2 separate regions of the Homo sapiens genome follow, and region 2 is linked to region 1. Evidence: chromatin loops called from intact Hi-C (ENCODE). Cell type or tissue: mammary epithelial cell. All regions are shown on one strand. Links, peaks and the distances in the headings refer to the core of each region. The heading gives the core; the rest is flanking DNA.

What was found. Peaks named below come from ENCODE experiments on the same cell type or tissue, not always from the same donor. Only the 100,000 strongest peaks of a DNase experiment are listed, where the experiment ranks them.
Region 2: it touches region 1 in a loop (3-fold over the local background); 2 of 110 quality-filtered maps call a loop at or near these places.

Annotation. Positions count from the first base shown.
Region 1 is chr1:23,339,831-23,348,386 of GRCh38, reverse strand. It overlaps HNRNPR (heterogeneous nuclear ribonucleoprotein R), which reads left to right and starts at 4,103. Exons shown (of 11, transcript NM_005826.5): 1 at 4,103-4,176; 2 at 7,370-7,535. The coding sequence starts at 7,379. RefSeq lists silencers at 3,561-3,680, 4,191-4,550, 4,561-4,630 and an enhancer at 3,586-4,170. In mammary epithelial cell, for the core only: a CTCF peak has its summit at 3,703; DNase peaks (open chromatin) are centred at 3,926 and 4,986; H3K4me3 peaks cover 2,021 bases; H3K27ac peaks cover 2,235 bases.
Region 2 is chr1:23,636,491-23,638,990 of GRCh38, reverse strand. The region is part of intron 4 of MDS2 (myelodysplastic syndrome 2 translocation associated); the gene reads right to left. Among named protein-coding and RNA genes, the nearest start is that of MDS2, 10 kb to the right of the region's middle. In mammary epithelial cell, for the core only: a CTCF peak has its summit at 1,378 (motif pointing right); a DNase peak (open chromatin) is centred at 1,420.

The DNA.
Region 1 (8,556 bases), core at 2,625-5,124:
CTCCATGATTTTTATATAGAGGCATGCAATACATATTTGTGGAATATTGAATTCATGAATATCTGTATCTATACAATAATTTTCTTTCCAAGTAAAAAAATCAAGACATATGGTCTGAAATGTGGAGTATACCTTTGATGACTACATAGCAGAACATTTGAAATATTATCCCAGAAAATACTGGGTGATAGAATCGTTTTAAATTACATATCTAGGCCAGGTGCGGTGGCTCACACCTGTAATCCCAACACTTTGGGAGGCCGAGGTGGGCGGATCATTTGAGGTCAGGAGTTTGAGACCAGCCTGGACAACATGGTGAAACCCTGCCTCTACTAAAAATACAAAAATTAGCCAGATGTCATGCATGGCAGGCATCTGTAATCCCAGCTACTTGGGAGGCTGAGGCAGGAGAATCGCTTGAATCCGGGAGGTGGAAGTTGCATTGAGCTGAGATTGCACCACTGCACTCCAGTATGGGCCACAGAGTGAGACTGTCTCAAAAAAAAAAAAATTACATATCTGACCCACGGGTTCTCATCAATGGACTTGAAGGAGTCTCTGAATGCAAGTAAGGAGTACTTAAACTTGGATGGGGAAAAAAATTACATCTTTGTTTTCTCTAACATCTAACTGAAATTTAGCATTTTTCCCCATTGTGAATGTAGACAACATATCACAGTAGAATTAGTAACAGCTTTCCCTCTGTCACCAATAGAAATCATTTTCATATCACTTTACTACTCATGGATTTCTTGAAATATCACTCTACAATTTCTGTAGTTATTAGATCTGCTCTAAGATCTTAATAGTTATTGTGTTAATAAAGAAAAAGTTCCTGCCTGGGTAACATGGTGAAACCCCGTCTCTGAAAAAAAGAAAAAAAAAAAAAACACAAAAAAACAAAAACAACAATTAGCCCAGAGCGGTGGCCAGCGCTTGTAGTTCCTACAAGCCACTGGGGAAGCTGAGGTCAGAGGATCGCTTGAGCCCTGGAGGCAGAGGTTGCCGTGAGCCCAGATTGCACCATTGCACTCCAGCCTGGGTGATAAAGTGAGCACATGTTTAAAAAAAAAAAAAAAAATTAAAAAGTAAAAGCTGGGCTGGGTGCGGTGGCTCACGCCTGTAATCCCAGCACTTTGGGAGGCTGAGGCGGACGAATCACGAGGTCAGGAGATCGAGACCATCCTGGCTAACACGGTTAAACCCCGTCTCTACTAAAAATACAAAAAATTAGCTGGGCGTGGTGGCTGGCGCCTGTAGTCCCAGCTACTCGGGAGGCTGAGGCAGAAGAATGGCGTGAACCCGGGAGGCGGAGCTTGCAGTGAGCCGAGATTGCGCCACTGCACTCCAGCCTGGGCGACACAGCGAGACTCTGTCTCAAAAAAAAATAAAAAAATAAGCTGGGCGCGGTGGCTCATGCCTGTAATCCCAGCACTTTGGGAGGCCGAGGCGGGCGGATCATGAGGTCAGGAGATCAAGACCATCCTGGCTAACACGGTGAAAACCCCGTCTCAACTAAAAAAAAAAAAAAAAAAAAATTAGCTGGGCATGATGGCAGGCTATATAGTCCCAGCTACTCGAGAGGCTGAGGCGGGAGAATGGCATGAACCCGGGAGGCGGAGCTTGCAGTGAGCCGAGTTCGCGCCACTGCACTCCAGCCTGGGCGACAGAGCGAGACTCCATCTCAAAAAAAAAAAAATAAAAATAAAATAAATAAAAAATAAAAAAGTAAAACCTTACTATATCACGAATGTGTTTTAAAATATATTTCCTAATTGTATTTCAATATAAATGGTTTCTTTCGTATTGCTCTGTATTTTGTTTCATGCATTTAAAAACTGAGAAGAGATTCATAGCTTTTACCAGACTTCCAAATGGCACAAAATAGGTTAAGAATTATGGCGCTAGAGGCAGATTTATGTGAAGCTAGTAAAATTTAAGCTTCAGGCTGGGCGCCTGTAATCTCAGCACTTTGGGAGGCCGAAGCAGAAGGATCATTTGAGGCCAGGAATTCAAGACCGGCCAAGACCGGCCTGGGCAACATAGCGAGATTCCCTCCGCACCTCCCGTGTCTCTATTAAAAAAAAAAAGTTAAGCTTCGGGGTCCTCCCTCACTTTTACAATGCCCTTCCAAGACTCTGTTCCTAAATTTGTATTCGTCATTTAATATGATTTTTCTTAAAGACTCCCAACATTTCTTTCTTTCCTTCTTCCTTTCTTTTCCTTTTCTTTCCTTTTCTTCTCTCTCTCTGTCTTTCTCTCTTTCTTTCTAGAAGGAGTTTCACTCTTGTCGCCCAGGTTGGAGTGCAATGGCGCAATCCCGGCTACTGCAACCTCCGCCTCCCGGGTTCAAGCGATACTCCTGCCTCAGCCTCTCAAGTAGCTGGAATTACATGCACGCGCCACCACGCTCGGCTAATTTGTGTATTTTTAGTAGAGACGGGGTTTCACTATGTTGGCCAGGCTGGTCTCGAACTCCTGTGCTCAAGTGATCGTCCACTTCGGCCTCCCTAAGTGCTGGAATTACAGGCGTGAGCCACCGCGCCCGGCCTAAGACTCCCAGCATTTCTGTAAATCTCACACCCCATAACACAAAACTTGGATCTACCCAGAGATTTAACTTGGTACTGGGCACATAGTAGTCGTTTTCAATATTTCTTTTTCTTTTTTTTTTTTTTTAAGACGGAGTTTCGCTGTTGTTCCCTAGGGTGGAGTGCAGTGGTGCGATATTGGCTCACTGCAACCTCCGCCTCCCGGGTTCAAGCGATTTTTCTGCCTCAGCCTCCGGAGTAGGTGGGTTTACAGGCACGTGCCACCACACCGGGCTAATTTTTGTATTTTTAGTAGAGGCAGGGTTTCACCATGTTGATCAGGCTGGTCTCGAACTTCTGACCGATACACCCGCCTCGGCCTCCCAAAGTGCTGGGATTACAGGCATGAGCTACCACGCCCCGCCCGTTTTCAATAATTAAATATAGGTTTGTAGGTTCTGAGAAATTTAATCATCCTTGAGTGCATCTGGAAATCTGCAGACCACTGCTTGACTTCCTCCACTTCCTAAGGGTGGGGCATTGGAGTTTGGGGTTGGGAAAAAAGCGCTTGCACCACAGAAGTGAGTTCGGAAGGTTTCTATGAGACGAGACAGGTTTGGACTAAGGACAGGGAACAAATCAGTAGGAATGGCAGGTGAGAAATAGGTTTAGGACTAACACGAATTATAGTGTCCTTTGGGAATTACCCCTTTCCCCTGCATGGCTCTTTTGGCTTCAGAGATGTATATAGCTGCTTTATTTTATGAATATCAAGTAGCTCCAAACCCTGTGGGGAAAAGCTCCCTGCTCTATCACTTGTGTTACACATTGCTTTTGAGTCATTTTAACGATTTCCCTCACAGTCTGCCACCAACGATGTGTGGACGGCAGCCAGGGAGGGAAAGAGGCATTTCTCCGATCGTTCCAAGGAATGATTATCTAGACAAAATCCTCAGCAAAATGACGAGCCAAATCATCCTTAAATCGTGTGCTCACTAGAGGCGAAAAGATGACCGAAAGAGGCCCGAACGCGTGGCTATGGGCGTGTCTGGGGGGAACGCCGGCCGCGGGGGTGCGAGGGAGGACTCGGGGGCTAAGGGCGGCCGGTGGCGGGACGCAAGCGCCATGGCGGAGCTGGGCCAGTGCTGACCATAGGGGGCGGGGCTCCGGAGGCGGCCACGCGGCGCGAGGCCTAGATTTTCGGCCTCGCATCGGCGGCAGACGAAGAGGGAGGAGCTTCGTCCACCCAGGACCCAGCGCCCCCAAGCCTTGCAGCCACCAAGGGCTTCCACCACAGACCCCTTTGTGTGCCTGCCCCCGCCCCGGAGGCGCCCCAGCCAGGGGCGCTGAGCACCCTCATTGGTTCAGCCGGCAGCTTCATCGATTGGCTCTCGAGTCGTCCGGCGTGGTCCGTTTTGCCTGGATACTACTGGTCGTCTGAGCTGCCTGTCAGGCCGCCTCGCCAAGCGATTGCCCCGTAGCTCGGAGTCCCTGGAAGCAGTTCCGGGAAACCCCGCGTGCTGCCGGGATCGCGTCTCAGTCCATCAGGGGGGGGAGGGGGTGGCGCGCGCGCCATTTCTAGTCGTTTTCAAAGCGCCTCGCGCTGATTCTCACGGGCCCGGCTGCCGGCCCCCGCTCTGCCCTGGTGAGTCTCGCGCCGGCCCGTGGGGGGAGGGGCCGGGAGCCCCGATGCGACCCGACTCAGCCCGGGCTCCGTGCCTGGTCCCGTTTCGTTTGCGCTCCGAGGCCCCGGGGTGGGGGTGGGGACGGGCTGGGGGCGGCTTCGGTCTAGTCCGCCCGCGCGGCTGTGGGCCTAGCCCGGCCGAAACGCTTCTCGCCCTCGCTCTTCCTCCCCCCGCCCCTTTAGCCCGCGGTCCGGCCCGCTGGGCGCTCTCCGCGCGGCCTGCTGGGGCCGGCCGTGCTTTTCCCGCCTCCGCTCGCTGCTCCATGCGGCCGGATCCCGCGAAGGGCCTGAGGCGCCCGCGGCCCTGCCGCTTCTCCCCGCCGGAGCCGCTTCGCTCCCGCCGCGGCCGGCCTAGCCCGAGAGGGATGTGCTGATGATCCGGACGGGCCTGAGGGGATGGGGGTGGGGGGCGGAAGGCGGGGTGCAGATCCCAGGGTTATCTGAGCCGGGAGAAAAGTTTTGTGTGAGCAGAAACCGAAAGGCCGATTTGTGTGGGAAGCCTCCCTCCCCTCCCACATTCTGCATGCCGCGGGCTGAGATTTGAAGGAAAAAATGACTACTAGAGGCCGTAGAACTTAGGCTCCAAGCGGCGCCTGAAATGGATAATTCTGAGACTGTCAGAGGCGCACCAAATTGGAAAGGCGATCCTTTTTCTTACACGGTAGTGGCCGTATTGCCAAATTTTTAAAAAAGCCCAGGGCTTCTTGGAAGGTTCAGTCCTTTCACACTACCTGTTTGAGATTTTTGCAGTCCTCAAGTGGCTGAATTGATGTCTCATGAGTCAGTCGTAGGATGAGAGCTCGACACTCCTAAGCCATGAGATAACCGTTAGTCTCATTTCGTTGGTTCTTTTAAAGCCCGTCTCTTAATATGAAGAATTTGCACAGAGAGGTTCAGAAAAAGTCAGGGAGGAGTTAGTGCTGACATCCCGAATCTCCCAGCAGCCCTTTTAAATCTTTAAATGTCTCCTTTTTTTTTGCAAAAATGTTTAGATCAAATGACTCCAGTCACGTTAGTATATTTGCTGCATCCAGAAATATGGTTTGGCTGTGTGGCATTGTGTTGAATGCCACATTTGAATGAGTTTCAAATGGTCTCATATGACATAAAAAGTCTTTTCAAAATGAGCATTTTGTATTTGGCTTGAAGAGAGAGGGCTTTCCTTGATCCGAAGGTTTTATTTTCTGGAATCTAATTATTTTACGGTTTTTTTGTTAAAATTTACAAACTTTTTTTGAAAATTTTAACCAATTTCAGTATCAACTTGTAGAGCCTTTGCAATGAAATGGTAGGCATAAATATTTCTGTCTTGTACTTAATACACAACTTGTCTTTTTGCTTTACACATACTTAAAAACCCCACCTTAACAGATGTTCATTGAACTTTTCTGTTAAAAATTTGCCTCTTTTCTGTGACTGATAGTATTCCTAGGTACAATGCTGTAAGGGTCTTGTGATACTGAGAACTTTTGAGTTCTGATGATCTTAAGGTAGTATGTGGGGATGGGGGAGCATGGGAAAACAGAACCTTATGTTCGCAAGGAGATTTTGTGTTTTAGGATGCATCTTTATAGAAATAGGTCGTGTTAATCAGTAAACGTATTCATCTCACACAATACAGTTTCTTGATCAAAAGTGTGACATTTCGAATGTTTCCGTTTTTGCTAGTTCATCAGAATTTGAAGCTTGTCTTGAGAAACATCCACCCAGAATTTAACCACAGTCTGCGTCTATTAAGGGCTATCGAGTCTTAATAGTGTTTTGTAATTGTGAGGAGTCATGTTTATCTCATTTTCAGAGTAATCCTTTGCATTTTCTTCTTCTTCCTACTCTCTATTACCTCCTTCCCCTCTTGGTCTTCCTCCCTCTTTCGTTAACTTCAACTAAGTATCAGTGGACTTTGAAATGAAAAGAAGTTGTTTTAAGCCAGAAAACTGCACCTGGTGCATTTGCACAATGTTCGATAAGCTGTCGGGAAGTGTGGTTATCTTATGTGTCTTAGTACTTTGTAGGAGACTTGTATTTTCTTTATAGATGACTAGGTATCTTGAGTTTCATCAAGAAAAGTAGGCTTTTTCTTGAGATCCACCTTTATGTCTTTTATTTAGTATGTGTTGCAATGTCTTGTTCTGCTGCCTATTATCTTCATCACATTGTAATTTCACCACAGACAAATGCACTTTAATTCCCTGTCTTTTGAGGCAGTACACAGACTGGCCTTGTATGGTTTATTGTTTACTCTCTCTCTTCAGGGAGTCAGTCCATTTCAGCATTACCTACAGGCTGAATGTACAAAATTATTTTTGATAGGTTAATCTGAGAAATCTGGCTGAAGTTTAGCCTAATTAGGTAACGGTTTTTGAAATATTTGGAAGAAGTTGTCCATTCTTCAGTATGTTTTTACATCTTTATTTTACTGATATGAAAATTTCAACATGTACTCTTTTTTTTTAAGAAGCAACCTAAACTATAGCTCACTTAGTATTTTATTTGGACTGAAAACAATTGTTTCGCTTTTAAACTTGGTCATTTTTTCTTTTAAATCTGTGGGAATAGCGAATTAATCTTAGAACAAAAATTAATGTCAAGTTGGTTTTTTTTTGTTTTCGTTTTGTATTGTTAGGTGGAGAAAACCCAAACCACCAGCATGTTGAACTAGAGAAAACAGGGCACTTATTTCACACCGATACTGTATTTGAAGCAGAGCCAGGAAAATTTGAAAGTCCTTAAATCTTGATTAAGTGGTCTGTGGGTGTTCATTCTGTTTTTAAAACAAAACTTTTTAAAACTGTGTAAGACCCGAGAGCTGAGGGGCTTTTTAGTAAAGGATTTTGTAGTGATTTTGATCTTTTCACCAGGACAGAACAGCTGCTTTTGTTAATCAGCAATTCTACCTTCAGTAAATTAAAGCCTTTATCTTACCCGGTGTACATGAAGTTCCTTAAAGATCTAATGCTTCCATGTACATTTTCTATGGTTTTACAGGATTATTATTGCCAATTTAGGTCAGATACATCACAGGAGGAATAAATTATTATTTTGATAGAGGTTATTAGCAGCATGTATACAAATTAGTTTAGATAAATCATGCATTGTCCTACAAACTAGTTATTTCTGGCTTAATGTAATATAGCTCCTGAATTTTTTCCAGCAGCATAATAAAATGGCTAATCAGGTGAATGGTAATGCGGTACAGTTAAAAGAAGAGGAAGAACCAATGGATACTTCCAGTGTAACTCACACAGAACACTACAAGACACTGATAGAGGCAGGCCTCCCACAGAAGGTGGCAGAAAGACTTGATGAAATATTTCAGACAGGTATAATATGCATTTCTTGTTTCTGACTGGTTATGAAAGTGAGGGCAAACCACTTTGAATTTTATAGTTTTTTAAGGTTAAATAATACTTATTGTTTCTGATCTGTAGAGCTGAATGTTTGTTACTTTCCCTTCATTGAAGGCATATTGGGTTTGACTTTGATACTCTTATTTCATTATTTTGAAGCCTTCTTAGTGTTGAATATGCAGTCTTAGTTGTTTCAGAACAGCACATCGATTTGTCTTAGATTTACCACCCATAAAAATGTATGTTTCTGCATACCAAATTTTACATTTTTTTCTTAATCAAAATCAGTCATCATTTTGCTTTTGCTTTTCTACTTTTACCTTCTTAAAGTGATTGTTAAATCAGCTTAGGTCTGATTAGGTGGCATAACAAGAGGATAGCTGTATCGTCTGAAACCATAATAAATGTCAGACTCCTTGAGAGTTTGTGGCTTGTCTAGTTTCTAATAGAAATCCACATCTCTCCGTAATTTGGAAGTGTTTGGTTGTAACAGCTGCTTCTTTTTTTTTTTTTTAATCCAGAAGTGCCATGGTTAAGTGCTTAAGCAAATTTGAACATCTTAATATAGTTGGTTGTAAGTGGTTTGAAGTTTTAAAGAGGGAGAGAAATATTTACCCTTAGGGAGCGTTGTTCATAAATGAATGTGTCCTCCTCCTTTGGGGACATAGATGGAAACTTTCTTCCTCTGTGTTGTGTGTGCCTATTCAGATTCTGAGAGAGAATTGAATTGTCTCACTCACAAATGTGTCTTAAGTACAGTAGTAGCAAATAGCTGTTTTTTTTTTTTTGTCCTTAAAAAATTTTTAAATCTGGGAAGCTTAGCATAATTTTAGACATTAAAATGACTTATAAAAATGACTCCTGGGTCATGGTCGCATTTGAAAATCAGTCCTCAGGAACTTTCTGTGACATTCTGCCATAGAGAATTGGCAGTGATCTGCTTAGAGATGCTCTCTTGTAGAGTGTTTTGTTATTGATAAGAGGCTGATGGTTT
Region 2 (2,500 bases), core at 1-2,500, 290 kb before region 1:
AGGGCTTCTACCGAGTAAATACAAATATTTAACCACTTATACATATGATGACTACTTGGCAGGAGAAGCATTGCAAGTGTGTAACATGGGAATTCGACCCCATTTTAGCAATCCAGGAGGGCTTCCCAGGAGAGGTGACTTTTAAGATGTGCTCAGAAGGATGACTCAAAGTTGACCCAGACTTCTTGAGGGAGAGAAGAAGCCTTCCTGGCCCCTCAACAACCCAGATTGCTCAGCCACAGTCAGACAACCCATGCCACCAGGATGTCACCAAGATTTGACAACCGAGACTCTCAGACACTCTCTCTCCCTGGCACACATACACACTCGTACACACGATGACAGCCATGGGACGGCCAGGCAGCTGGACGTCTTTGTCCCCCACTCCCAGCCTGATGGCCACCCCATCAGTCCTTTGCTCCTTCACTCTGCTTCCCATCAGTCCCCTCCTTCTGGGAGTCACAACTCCCTGGGTTGTGATTCTGGCTTCATATTCACTGGCCATGTGACCCTGGGCACATTACTCAAGCTCCTGGATACTGCTCCTCCACTGTCAGTGAGGGTCATGATCCTCCCTGCCTCTCAGGGCCACAGAGAAGGTTAAGGCTCATAATTCCCGTAAAGCACCTTTGCAGCGCCTGTCCCTCCACAGTGGCAGCTCTTCTTAGCACGGTTGCTGTCACTATCATTCGCTGTGGCCTTGCTCTGGCCCCACCCCCATGCCCCTCCTTCTCCCAGCCTACTGTCTCCCCACTTCTGCCTGGGCCTCCTCTCTCTCTCCTCTCCCTCCTTCCAGAGCCTGAGACCCAGAATTCCTGAAGGGCTGGGGACAGGGAAGGGGCAGCCAGCTCCCCAAACAGAAATGTCACCTGCTTGGAGTCCCCAGTGGAGGGGTGGGGTGGAAGCTTTCTGCTCAGCCTTGAGAACCCTGCCCTAACCCCCCACAGAGCCTGATACAGGCTCAAACCTGCATCAGGTCAAACCACCCCCACAGAGACAGAGCTGGGTGGGTTAGGCCGCTACCTGAACCTGGGTCGCTGTCTGCAAGCCAGCCAGGGAGGGGACTGGCCTCACCCCCTCAGAGGGGTGAAGATGCTCTGGGATCTAAGTCCACACTGAGGACAGCGGGAGGTGGAGAGCACCTCACGGAGGGGGGTTTGAATCCCGGGGCCTCCTTTACTCCTCTGGATCATCTTTGAGAAGTCGCCTCTTCTCTCCAAGCCTTGGTCTCCTCATTGGTAAGATGAGGCTGGACAATTCCTGCCTACCACCCACTCAGGGCTGTTGGGAGAAACAGTTGAGAAGAGGGCAGAAGGGAATCCTGTCAAGCCTGGGAACCAACGCCTTTCCGTCGCCAGTTGAGCTCTACGTTTTGGCCAGCAGATGGCGCGATAGAAGCGCCAGTGTCTCCGTTCCAGGCCCCGGACATTTGTTAAACGTGGCGAAACTGTTACTCAAGATCCCAAACTCTAGAGCTGATGGATCTCAGATTCTACCCCCTTAAGCTGCGCGCGGTGGCTCATGCCTGTAATCCCAGCACTTTGGGAGGCCGAGGTGGGTGGGTCATGAGGTCAGGAGTTCAAGACCAGCCCGGCCAACAGGCTGAAGCCCTATCTCTACTAAAAATACAAAAATTAGCCCGGCCTGGTGGCGGGCACCTGTAATCTCAGCTACTCAGGAGGCTGAGGCACGAGAATTGCTTGAACCCGGGAAGCAGAGGTTGCAGTGAGCCGAGATTGTGCCACTGCACTCCAGCCTGGGTGACAAAGCGAGACTCCAAAAAAAAAAAAAAAAAAAAAAAAGCCAGGTGCGGTGGCTCACGCCTGTAATCCCAGCACTTTGGGAGGCCAAGGCCGGTGGATCACAAGGTCAGGAGATCAAGACCATCCTAGCTAACAGGTGAAACCCCGTCTCTACTAAAAATACAAAAAATTAGCCGGGCGTGGTGGTGGGCGCCTGTAGTCCCAGCTACTCGCAAGGCTGAGGCAGGAGAATGGCGTGAATCTGGGAGGAGGAGCTTGCAGTGAACTGAGATCCAGCCACTGCACTCCAGCCTGGGCGACAGAGCAAGACTCCGTCTCCATATAAATATATATATATATATATACCTCCTTAATAGCAATGTGACTGGGTAAGCTACTTAACCTCTCTGAACCTCAGTTTCCTCATCTGGCATCCCTTCTTCTGGGGTTGTTGGAAGATTGATTTTCTCCAGGATGCAGAGCGCAGCGTCAGTGCTCAGTGACATGACTGGTACAACCCACTCAAGGGCGAGGCTGCAGCTCCGTCTATCCCCGCTAAGCACCCCTGGTTTCAGCCACACCTCGTGCCCACTCCAGCCAGGCCTCCAGGTTTCACTCACACCCTCTGCCCTCTGACTGGAATGTTCTCTTCCTCCTTGTTTCATGATTTCCTAGGAACTTTGAGACTTCTTGGGTTTTTCCCTAATTGTATTTTGAAAACTTTATCCAGGTATTACTTATAGATCATACAATTCACT